Regions from separate parts of the Homo sapiens genome. Here region 2 is linked to region 1. A link is a loop called in an ENCODE intact Hi-C map of the cell type or tissue named here. Cell type or tissue: right lobe of liver. All regions are shown on one strand. Links, peaks and the distances in the headings refer to the core of each region. The heading gives the core; the rest is flanking DNA.

Region 1 (5,000 bases), core at 1-5,000:
GCAAGACTAGGACTGATATCTTCCTGGTCATCGTGCTAGGCCAAGGAGATGATGGATAGTAAATAAATATGCACTGGCACACAAACAACTGCCCAGTGGAGCCAGGACAAGGCAGTCCTCTTCTCTGACCCTTCCTGGCTCTTCTCTGTTTAGCCACTCATAATGTCAGTCCACTTCCCTTCCAAACTCAAACTCAGTCAGGAGACAGCAGGAGACAAAAGAAAGGGCAGGTGGGAGGGGAGAGCTACCAGAAAGAAAGATCAAATAAAAGTACCCCCACATGTTCTAAATTGATATGTACTTTTCCAGGCCATCTCCTCTACACTAAATCTACCAAAATTAAAATAGAATCTCAAAAATGAAAACTGCAGATGTGCAAGCTGCAAGCATACTGATAGGTGTAACGTCTCAACTTAGCATACAAACTTCTGGATGTCACGGAATCAAGTCAGGATATGTTTTAGACAACACAACTTACAAATAGGAACCAAAATATTAAATAATCCCAAAGGACACTTATTCTCCCCATTCTTATTTTTTGCTTCTCTACATCTGAACATGACTATATACCAAATGTAATTATTGGTTTGTTTACTTATTTATGAGACTGAGTCTCACTCTGTCACCCAGGCTGGAGTGCACTGACATGATCTTGGCTCACTGAAACCTCCACCACTCCGATTCTTGTGCCTCAGCCTCCCAAGTAGCTGGGATTACAGGTGTGTGCCACCATGCCCAGCTAATTTTTGTATTTTTAGGAAAGACAGGGTTGTGCCATGTTGGCCAGGCTGCTCTCGTACTCCTGACCTCAGGTGATCCACCCGCCTTCACCTCCCAAAGTGCTGGGATTACAGGCACATGCCACCATGCCTGGCCAATTATTGGTTTAAATAAGTTGTAGAAAAGGTAAGGGAATGAAGAGTAAGTATAAAGACAAATAAAGGAAAGCTCTACCTCTTACCTCTGCCACTGTAAGAATGCCATACTGGATAAACTTTCCTACTGTTTCATGGCAGACTTGGTAAAATGTCTGGCAAGGCTGAAAAGAAAATTCATTTAAATATAAATGCCACCATTTTATACTTCTTTTTTTAAACGCAGAAAACATGGTACAAGGTAGCTGCCAAAGCCTTCCATTCTGTTACCTCCATCACCCCACTGAGCAAGTCCTGTGATTCCCAGTGCCCACTGTCTTGATACACACACGGTCATGGACAAAGCCCAAGAAAAGACCTCTGTCACTTAAAGTTGGCAGAGCACCCAACACTGCACCACCTGCAAGGGGTACTCCTGAGCTCAATTCTCTCCCCACACCCACAGTGTGGAAAGCCCTCTGAAGACTGCTTATCAGCCCCCCACCATCTATTTCTTTTACTTTATAAGACAATTTCTCTGCAATAGTTATCTTATAATAAATACTGTACACAAAAGTGGTGATTGAGGAAAGGCAACATTGGAATAAGTAAATAAATACCAGAGAAAGGACAAGGTCAATCTTGGAAGTCTTATCTGCCCTCATCCCTTCCATCCCACCACCCAAGGTTCATGCAAAACAGATTCCCCAACAGGACCACGAGCACACCTCACACAAAGCATGGCATGGAGGGGGCGGTACTCCTAACACATGCACTCATCTCGTCAACATCTCAAGACACATTCATACAAAAGAAAATATCGGAATTCAAATAAAATATGAATTCTACATGTTGATGACTTTGAGAAGAAGGAAATCTACTACTTAATACATATGTCTCATGATAAATGCCTAAAAGTGTTTGGGTATATAATATAAATGCTCATTAGTACTGCTGGGCTTGGTTTTCCTCATTTGTAAATTGAGAGGTGTTGAGCAGATGATTTTCTTTTTTTTTTTTTTTTTTTTTTGAGATGGAGTCTCGCTCTGTCACTCAGGCTGGAGAACAGTGGCGCAATCTCAGCTCACTGCATCCTCCGCCTCCCAGGTTCAAGTGATCCTCCTGCCTCAGCCTCCAAAGTAGCTGGGACTACAGGCAGGTGCTACTACACCTGGCTAATTTTTTTTTGTATTTTTAGTAGAGACGGGGTTTCTCCACGTTAGCCAGGATGGTCTCGATCTCCTGACCTCGTGATCTGCCCGCCTCAGCCTCCCAAAGTGCTGAGATTACAGGCGTGAGCCACCGCACCTGGCCGAGCAGATGATTTTTAAGGCTGCTTCTGACTCTTACCATCTGTGGTTCCATCATCTACAGGTGGGTGTGTTAATTATTTACAAACCACTGACCCAGTGCCTCACACACAATACGTGCTCACTAGCTTTGGATGTGACTGCCTGAGAACATTGAGCAATCTGTCCTATCATGGCTCATAGCTGCAGGATAGATTCAGTGGAGCAGTGACCCAGAGAGCAAACCAAGATAGTAAATGACATATTGGTTTGGTGGTCACTGAAATCCAGGAGTGGAATATAAAGTATCAACAATGGGTCAAACATTATCTAACAGAAAAACACGGGGGGTTACGTTTTCATGAAAACGCTCAAGAAAAGAGACCAGGCAACACTGAAGGGTCTTCACTCACCAGTGAGATGGTGCCTTCATTGGAGAGAAGGTAGCACAGGCTGGCCGCCTTCCGCACCAGCTGCTCCTGGCTGATCAGGTTAGGTGGGGTGCTAGTGGGACCCCCCAGTCCCCTCTTGTTCAGAACTGCATAAAGGCTGCAAGCTAAGAAAAGAAAAGCAACAATGAAGTTGCCAGCTCAAAGTCTCCAAGAAAAACTTCAACTGGCTTGAATAACCTTAAGAGATTATTAATACATCAAAAATAATGGCCTGTATTTGGAGAAATTTAAGTAAATCCCATAAGACTAAATTCTTATGATTCCATATGATCCCAACTGCATCAAAAACCTTCTCCAAAGACATAAGCCCCCTCTTCTCTCCTTCCTCTCTTTTCTCTTAATCACAAATGAGGCCCTCCACTCACTTTGCTGCTCTGTGTATGTCTCATCTCAGTTAGATTTTCAGCTCCTGGATAGCAAGACACTCTACCTCTCCTGAAAAATAAGGGTAATGCTATACAAACGGTAATTCAGTAACTACTCATTGTAAACAGTGATATAACAGGAGATTACATTTTCGTTTGAAAACTAAAATTATAGCCACATTCCCTCAAGCAAGGGGCTATCACCCAAATTAAAGCAGATACCACTATGTGTTTTAGGCCTTTTTATTTTCCATGAAAATTACTGAAAATATTTCAAGGTCTGACATACCTATGATGGCCTCCATGATAAAGACATGAAGTACCCCATTGCTGTAGAAGTTGAGTTCGAAGACTGATGGGACAGTTGTGCTGGGGGTGATAAAAAACTCATCGTTCCTGCTAGTGTGGGTGATTGTGACACAATTTCCCAGCAGCTGTATGGCATGCATTACTACATCTTCTGAATTTCCTGAGAACCCCAGGTCAAAATCACGAGCCAGGACTTCCTCTTTCATCACAAAGAAGTCTTCGACCAATGTGGAGAGATCAATTCCCTAAAGAAAGATGGAAACGGTATCATGATGGTGGAAAACCTACTTTCCAAAAAGCTGAGAGGCCAACATTCCAAGACTTTCTTCTTGCCTTGGCTTTCCTGCAGCTCACTGCTAGCACATAGAGAAGTAGGGCCAGAACACCAATGCAGAGCGAGTCAGAAAACTACTTAAAAAGCTGGTCCTCCAGGAATGTCAAGGTATTACACATGCTAGTGAACACTCTAGCCATGACACATGATATGCACACATAAGATCACAAGGGGGAGGAAAAAAGCCATCTGCAAGTAAGGAGTGCTTATTTTTTAGCAAAATTTCCTTCATTTTAAATATTTATCTGGCAAATATTTATTTGGTGCCTATATATATTGGCACTGTTTGGTGTTGAGAATATGACTGAACAAGACTGGTGTGGTCTCTTCCATCATAAAGCTCAGACAAATGTATTTTGGGAGGATAAAGGGTGGGTTCTAAAATGCCAGTCAATTCATTTGGAAAGCATTTGCTTTCAGAATATATACCACATGTTAATGAGTTAGACCTTATTTACATTAACAGTATTAATCAAGCAATAGCTTAGTACTATATATATTAAGCAGTCTGTTTTGTTTTGTTTTTAAATGTAGATTCTTCCTCCACCAAGTTGATAAGCTCCTTTGGGCAGGGTCCTCAGCTTATTTTACTGTTTACCTCATAGTACTAGCCATGAGTGGGCCAAATCTGCCCCTGAGTATGTATCTGAGCAGCTGACAAAACATTCTCCTGCTTCCTACTTAACTGCAGGTGACATTGCAGACATACCTGCCTGTGTCTGTAGAGGAGCAGGCAAGCCACAATGTGTGTGGACATAATGGCACAGGACTTGCTAGCAGCTGGAAGGCAAACACAAAGCTTTTTTTAGTTGCACTTTTTACAAACATAGCTGAACTTTTTTGAAATACCTAAATTTTAAACAGGAGTATTTAAAACTGTGAAAGTCTTCTATCACATTTCCCATAAGTGTGATTTACCAAAAGGAAGTTATAATACTACAGTGTTCTGGTATAATGGAACCTCATTAGAGATCACTATTCATCATACAACAGGCTAAGTAAGACAGGTCCAACTTCAATCCAGGCCAGTGGAATTTAGTTACTGAATGACGAAGAGACACTTTTATTGAAATATCAAGACCCAAAGTACAAGGCTGTTTTAGTTCTACGGGATCTCCCATTTCCATATTCCTTTACTTGCTCCCACCTACAGTCTATTATAACTACAACTCTACTTCACTCTTCTTGCTGGTATTCACCATATTAAAACGAAGGTGTAGTAGAAGGATAACAGCTGACTTGAAGTCAGAAAAATCTGGGCTCAAATCCTAATTTACTCACTAACTAACTTCATGACTTGGGGCAAATTACTTAAATTCCTGGCCTCACCTTCCTTGCTGATAAAATGAAAATCCTACCTAGCTCATTAGACCACATGAGAATAAAATGACTGGCCC
Region 2 (7,882 bases), core at 1,092-6,091, 150 kb after region 1:
AAAACAGAAGACATATTTTATTGGTTCTAGTAGAAAACTCTTAAATAGCATACTCATAGCCATGTTCAAATCCTTTGCTGTCAGAATAAACCAATGTTGTATTAGTTTTGCTGTATTTCATCATTGTGTTTTATGATCTTGTATCTCTACCTGGCGCTATGGAATAAATAAAATGCCTTAAAATAAATAACCTATGACTACAGTTTACAGTGTTAATATATCATGTTGACAGCTAATTCCCCAATTCTCCCAGGGGTTTCTACAACTAGAGCTTCGTAGACTCGCATATATGCCACAGACTTTTTTTTTTTTTTTTTTTTTTTGAGATGGAGTCTCGCTCTGTCACCACCCAGGCTGGAGTGCAGTGGCGTGATCTCAGCTCACTGCAAGCTCTGCCTCCCAGGTTCACACCATTCTCCTGTCTCAGCCTCCCAAGTAGCTGGGACTACAGGTGCCCGCCACCACACCCAGCTAATTTTTTGTATTTTTAGTAGAGATGGGGTTTCACCATGTTAGCCAGGATGGTCTCAATCTCCTGATCTCGTGATCTACCTGCCTCAGCCTCCCAAAGTGCTGGAATTACAGGCATGAGCCACTGCACCCGGCTTGCCACAGACTTCTAATTATTCTATCCTACCTTTACATTTAAAAAACTCCCAGTATTGGGTTTCTGATGCAAGGAGGTAAAGCCAATCTGTATGATTAACATTTTGGGGAAAAGGTCTTTTGGGTCATCCCTGCCTATAGAGCCCGAATGTCTCTCACCAGTGACTGGATGTGTTTTGACTTGACATTAACTAACAACCTCATGATGTTTGATTACCCTTCTTGTCTCATAACTTCTTCTTTGAGAAAATAAGACAAGGTACTCTCAAAACAATCTCTTGTAAATTCTCAGTAGTTCTAAACACAATTAGAAACATTAAGAAAAAGAAGAAAACTAATTCTCCCCCAGGTATCCTTAGCTGACATAGAACAAATACTGAATATAGATTTAGAAAAGTGTTCTTATCAAAATTCTTAGTTGTGATCCATAAAGACAGTCTCGCTCTCTCTTTCTCCATGTGCATATGTGTGTGTATGTATGCACGTGTGTGTGTATATATATGAGGGTGTGCATACATATATATGTGCATGTGTGCACACGTGGATGTCTGCATATGCACACGTGTGTTTTTGTGTGTATGTGTGTCTAGATGCCAAATGCTTATGATGTTCAATAAGAAAGGCAGAACTAAATCTATATTACATGAACATAACTTACATAAGCACATGGGCTAGGGCTGGAAGAAAAACAGACACACACACACAATACAAAGACAGGATAATAATAGGCAATTGCCCTACCTGGCCCCATTCCTTCATCTGTGTATTATTTTCTAATGTTCTTTTAATGTCACAGTGATGGACTGCTTAGTTACTGCTACGCTTTTGTATATAGCTCTATTAGTCCTTAATATTGCTTTATGCAATGAAATTATGCTTTCTTCTCCCTAACTAGACTGCAAGCCAAAGATCAAGGGAAAGTTCATATTCTCTTGTGTACCCCAGAATGGCACAGAGTAAGTGCTTAACAAATGCTCCTTGGATTAAAGAAATGTTCACATGAATAGGTGGACGGGTGGGTGGATGGATGGATGGATGGATGGATAGATGGATGGATGGATGGATGGATAGATGGATGGATGGATGGATGGATGGGGACTATCCTAGCTCTCTAGGAGGACTCATAGCAGAGGTGGCCTTGTTTCCTTTCATGGTTGAGCAAGGTGTTTGGGATCCAGAGCCATTATCTCAAGAAAAGGAGTTATGGGGAATGAGAAGATAAATTTGGCTTACTGTCTCCATGCTAAAGTAGCAGGAGAAAGCCCTCCTCTCCTCTTCACATAAATGCCTTCTGCCTTCTCTCCTTTTAAGTATCAGTCTAAAGCCTTCAGTCCCCAATGCTTAAGGCCTCTGGGGAGGAGCGAAGCCTACCACAATGAAAACAGAATTTTCATATAGAAAACAGAGTGTGTGATGGATGTAGAATTCAGTCTTCCCTCTCTGGGCAGAAGCAAAATACTGGTAATGGAAATGCTTAGGATCCCAATGAAGACTGGATTATTTGGGAAGTGAAAGTGCTTTTGTGTCCCTCTTCCTAAAGAAAGGCAAGAATTCCACCAAATCTTTTATATAATTTGGTGTTAAAAGCCTTCAATAAGCCAAAAAGTAGTTTATTTCCCATACAGGTCTCAAAAGTATCTCAGCAAAGGCAGCTCAGAGACCCAGCAAGAAAGAAACTATTTCTGGTCTCATTGATTTTCGCTCCTTCTGTCATGGGAAGTTCAACAGGAAAAGGTCTCAAACACAATATTTCATTCAAATTGCTCTGCCAGATTCAGGAGCAACCACATGAAAGATATCTGGATGTGAGGAGTTGCAAGAGATGAAGAAAGAAGTACTATAAATGCATTAGTGGTTCAGTAAATCTATTAAAACATCCACTCAATAAAACAACATGGAATCCTATTCATTATGTAGAAGAGAAAACCATCGTAGCAGGAATGGATGGGTTCGTCTTTGTCTACTGGAACCTTTTTTAAATTAAACTCTTCATAAATGACTGAGAAATTCTACTTAACATTCAAGCCTTGACTGCAGGAGTTTTTGCTCGGTGAATAGGAGAGAAATTAGGCAATACATCAGGAAGAGGGCATTATGCATTTGGGAGCTGCTCGGCTCACAGTAACTCAGGGCTCAGAACCAGGCTTTCCAATAACTGCAGAGGGCCTGACTGCTTGAAATAGCCTCGGCCCTGTTGGATTTCAGTGGCTGCTCATGCCTTAGAGCTTTTTTTCCTGAACACATTCTCAAGATGCTGTCAGATATGAGCTCCTATCTCCTTGCAAGCTGATTAGCTGATAAGGAAAATCAGCACCAAAGGTTAGAGAGCAGGCATCTTGCACAAGAAAGACAGGCTTCATCCTCTCCACTTTCCCCTCCTGCAGAATGAAACTGGGTTCAACACAAATTCTCAAGTTAATGGGCTGTAAATATCTGGCAGCTAGGGCAGTTGCACAGGGCTGAGAGCCACAAGTCAGCCCTGGCACCCCAGGAAATGAGTTCACCATCTTCAGCTCCTCCAAATCTGCATTTGCTGGAGGCACAGGCTGGGAGCAAACACCTGGAGGTGGAAGAGGGGGCCAGCTAGACGGCTCCCCCTAGTGGGAGACTGGATCAATGCCCCAGAACCACACCTCTTAAATGGGATATCGACTGCATCTTGAAGAAGGGTCCCCAAAGACTTTCATGTGACTCCACAAACATCTTGAAAGAAAATACTCACCTCACAATATCTCTGGGACTTTGGCTTTTTCCTCAGTAAATTCGGGAGTGGAAGAGTGAAGCCTTCTTTATCTTTCAACCAGAAAGTTGTTTGCTCTCCTTTGCCCTGTGGGAGGCAAAGGAAGGCCCTGGGGAATCGCTGGCAGGGTTGGGGTGGGGCTGGCGGGCTGCCTGTAATGCATGGCCTCTGGGCAGATGTCTGAGGTCTGTCTTACTTGCTGGGACAGTGGGAGCTCCCTCCCTCCACAAGCAAAAGGCCTCCTTACAGATAAAATCTTACTGATTTTCTTGGGCTTTGCTGATAAGCCTGCATGGCCAGGCAGCAATGTCCTAGGGGGTGACAGTCCACGGAGACTAAAGCTTGTTGCAAAGAAAATCTTTTAAAAATAATAATAAAATCTACTGCACTCTTAGTATGAGTGGGACACCCAGTGAAGCGCCTCACATCCATGTCCACATTTACTCCTCACATCCACCCTTCAAGGACGGTATTATCACCACCCCCATTTTGCAGATGACAAAAACAAGCCCTCAAACTCAGACAGCTGGTCAGTAGCAGGAATGGGTTCCAAGCTATGGCTAAATGCCGCCTTCTAGAAAAGTCTTCCTCTTACTGAAGTCAGTTGATTGAATACAGAATGCTAAGGCCAGGCTAAGCAAAACTGGGGAGTTGATGCCACTGCCTTCCCTTCTACTTCTTTTTCTGGACTGGGGTGTTCAAGAGGAAGCTAGGGGACCATTTGTAGCCAAAAAAAAAAAAACGAGAGAGAGAAAAGAAAAAAAGAAAGCATTCCCTAAGGGGTTGGTTTAGCTGGGAGTTAAGGTGTTCTCTGTTGAAGATTCCACGTTTGATCATTTGAGGGAACTTCTTCTCCTCTGAAGGAAGAAGATCTGGCAGTCATGAGTGCCTCCAGGGGAACCTTAGAGGTCTCCCTGCATCACTCCATGGAGATGCATCCATCCCGCTAAGTTCCTCGATGTCTCTATCAGAGACCCAAACAGGGCAGGCAGGGCATGGTTGGCCTGGTCTTACCTTGACTGGAATGGTGCCTCTCTTTAGCAAATCGTACCCTCCCAATGCCACCAGGGTGCTTGCAGTGCTCTGAGAGACATGAATCCGGAGAGCTGCCATAAACCAGTCACTGCTTAGTTATCAACTTATCAGTGGAGTGTCAGTGGGGTAGGGGCTGCTTTGGAGAGGGAACCTACACTGCTTGAATTCTCTGATCACCAGGACTTTTCATTAAGCAAATCACAGACGACTTCTCTGAAGTCTGGGACTCTTAGGTTGGGATTCTCAACCATTCTGACATTGCTCAATCATTGTTGAGTCCTGCTCAAAACCTTAGTGCATTCAGTTTGGAAACAGAAGGCAGAACTGATTCAGCATACAAGGTAATCCCCATGGAGGGCAGTTCACTGGGCTCCTCAGCTGGGACATTTTACTGAAAATGTTGTTTGTAACCAGAAATGCAATTAGAATCAGGTCTAGATCCTTTATAAGCAGCTCTAGCTTCAAAGTTTATCCTAAAAACCTTTACTTACAAGATAAGAGAGAGGTTTAAAATTCTTGTTTGAATGCTGGGCATGGTAGCTCACGCCTGTAATCTGAGCACTTTGGGAGGCCAAGGCGGGTGGATCATGTGATGTCAGGAGTTCGGGACTAGCCTGGCCAACATGGTGAAACCCCGTCTCTACTAAAAATACAAAAATTATCCAGGCGTGGTGGCAGATGCCTGTAACCCCAGCTACTGGGGAGGCTGAACCCGGGAGGCGGAGGTTGCAGTGAGCCGAGAGCATGCCATTGCACTCCAGCCTGGGCAACAAGAGCAAAACTCCATCTCAAAAAAAAAAAAAATTCTTGTTTGAGACTCGGTTAACTTAAACAATGAATGTGTTTTTATATAATGTGGAAAATTTACAATATAAAACAATGTTAATCATCTAAGCCTTTTTGAAACTGACATCACTGAGTAATTCTTTTTTACATGTCTCATCTGACAAATGGCATACGAGTGCCTGGGAATGGTAATGCAATAAAATTACTATAAAGCAAAAGAATGTAATATTCCCTGGAGGTCCTGGCTATAGATTTCTTCTGTACCACCAAGAATATACTCTACCTCGGAGAAGGGCAGATTATCACCTATGGGCCAAATCCAGTCCACTACTTGTGTTTGCAAATAAAGCTTTATTGGAACATGGCCATGCCTGTTGATTGACATATTGTCTATTGCTGCTTTTGAGCTACAACAGCACTTAAGTAGTTGCAACAAAGATTCTATGGCCCCTGAAGCCTGAAATATTTACTGTCTGGCCCTGTATAGAAAAGGTTTTCCGGGCCAGGCACAGTGCTTCATGCCAGCTAATCCCAGCACTTTGGGAGGCCGAAGTGGGTGGATCGCTTGAGGTCAGGAGTTCAAGACCAGCCTGACCAACATGGTGAAACCCAGTCTCTACTAAACACACACACACACACACACACACACACACACACACACACACACACACACACATTAGCCGGGCGTGGTGGCGCATGCCTGTAATCCCAGCTACTCAGAAGGCTGAGGCAGGAGAATCGCTTGAACCCAGGAGGCAGAGGTCACAATGACCTAAGATCACACCACTGCACTCCAGCCTGGGTGACACAGTGAGACTCCATCTCAAAAAAAAGAAAAAGCTTTCCAACTCCTGCTCTTCATTTAAGTGATTATATGTGCCTGTGATTGCTTAGGACTGAAAGTCATAGAAAAAAGGAGGCTGCGTGTATTTGCATGGTTCTAACAAGAGCAGAGTGCAAAACCCTGTCTATAAAGCATGTGATCAGTGTTGCCTGAAGTGGATAATGATCTTAACCTCCAGATGGAAAACAGTAGGCAAAAAGCAAATGCATCTTCTAAAAGTATCCCCTGGTTAAAGCTAGGGGCCTGGAGGGAGATAACAATATTGTGTTTACAAAGTGTTGTCAGTGATACCCACGTGAACTGCTGCTCTCCATTCTGGATGCCATGTTGACAGTGTCTCCAAATAGACAGTATCTGGACATGGTAATCCCCAGCACACCAGCCACCACAGGACCTAAAGAATGAAGAACCAAAGGCCATAACCGCTCTGCATTGCCCGAGGCTGGACTCGACGATACGCATCAGATGAACAAATGTAGTGATGCACCCTCTTGGGGCAAATTGGCAATAGGTTTTAGGGTTTACAGAAAGGAAACCGACAGAACCCACAAACACCTGCTGGAAAGCGACATCATCATTAAATGACCATGTCACTCACGAACTAGAGCTGTGAACAATGCCAATAGTGGTACAAACATGGGAGCAATTCATTCTGACTGAGGATCGGGTTTTATCTTTGTTGAGCCTTGGAAGATAGGTAGCATAACTGGCTACAAAATTTGCTGGAACAAGTGCAGAGTGAAAACACAGGACACTCTGTGCAAAAATGATTAAGAATTTCCAGACAGTGACAGAAAGAGCGTGAAACCAAGCATGCATCACTTCTGCACAGATCACATGCCCATGAGTTAGCAAACACAGAGCATATCAAAGGGCATTTGATGCTAAGGCATGGAAGAAAATTAGCCCTGTAGAACCCATCCTGGGTTTTGGTCTCTTCCTTTTTTTTTTTTTTTTTTTGAAAGAGTTTTGCTTTGTTGCCCAGGCTGGAGGCAGTGGCACGATGTCAGCTCACTGCAACCTCTGCCTTTCAGGTTCAAGCAATTCTCACGCCTCAGCCTCCTGAGTAGCTGAGATTATAGGTGCCTGCCACCACACCCAGCTGGTTTTCTGTATTTTAGTACAGACAGGGTTTCACCATGTTGCCCAGGTTGGTCTCAAACTCCTGAGCTCAGGCAATCCACCCATCTCGGCCTCCCAAATTGCTAGGATTACAGGCGTGAGCCACTGTGCCCAGTCCTTACTTTTGGTTGAATACATTGAAGCCATTGTGTGTCCTTGTTGTTACCAAGCAACCTAGCTAAATAGAAATACACATGCAGAGACAATTCAAACTTTTATTTCCCCTAAAGATGTTACTGTTCAATGTCCAGGTTCCTAAAAGCCCTGGACCTAGGAGTGGAACCCGGAACTACCTGCTGCCATCCCTGGACCATCAGGCCATCAGTTTTGTCTACCTGTGTAGAGGCCAATACGAAGCTGGAGCTTCTCCTGGGGCATGTGCCCAATTTGGAAGCAGATGGTGGCACTGAGGAAGTGCAGGGACATGGTGGCAATCTCAGCCACATGCTGGCTTCCATTGTGGTAGGGAGTCCACTAGCCACCATGTATGCATCTCCAATGGTCTCAACCTGAAAACAAAGTGACAGAGTGACCTTTGTTTTCCATGAGGGAGGCCAAGGGTTGGGGTGGGGTCAGAGATTAAGGCCCCTCATTTGTCCCCAACCTTGAGGCCCCATGTTTGGACGCGTCACACTCCCTGACCTCCACCCCATGCAAGTTCCAGCATTTCTTCAGTTCCTGCCCTTGTCATGGCTCTTCCACAAAGCCCCCCTCACCCTCCTTCCCTGAGCCTCCCTCCCCACAGTCAC

Evidence for each region. Peaks named below come from ENCODE experiments on the same cell type or tissue, not always from the same donor. Only the 100,000 strongest peaks of a DNase experiment are listed, where the experiment ranks them.
Region 2: a loop joins it to region 1, with 6 times the contacts of the local background. A loop is called at or near these places in 18 of 110 quality-filtered maps.

The regions. Positions count from the first base shown.
Region 1 is chr10:112,157,355-112,162,354 of GRCh38, forward strand. It overlaps GPAM (glycerol-3-phosphate acyltransferase, mitochondrial), which reads right to left. Exons shown (of 22, transcript NM_001244949.2): 15 at 4,313-4,383; 16 at 3,250-3,514; 17 at 2,557-2,699; 18 at 962-1,039; 19 at 1-35. Among named protein-coding and RNA genes, the nearest start is that of GPAM, 24 kb to the right of the region's middle. In right lobe of liver, for the core only: no CTCF peak of the experiment used is centred there; a DNase peak (open chromatin) is centred at 2,297; H3K27ac peaks cover 3,301 bases.
Region 2 is chr10:112,304,849-112,312,730 of GRCh38, forward strand. It overlaps TECTB (tectorin beta), which reads left to right. Exons shown (of 11, transcript NM_058222.3): 11 at 1-190. It also overlaps the pseudogene GUCY2GP. Among named protein-coding and RNA genes, the nearest start is that of MIR6715B, 9.1 kb to the left of the region's middle. In right lobe of liver, for the core only: CTCF peaks have their summits at 3,213 (motif pointing left) and 3,418; DNase peaks (open chromatin) are centred at 3,173 and 5,863; H3K27ac peaks cover 4,160 bases.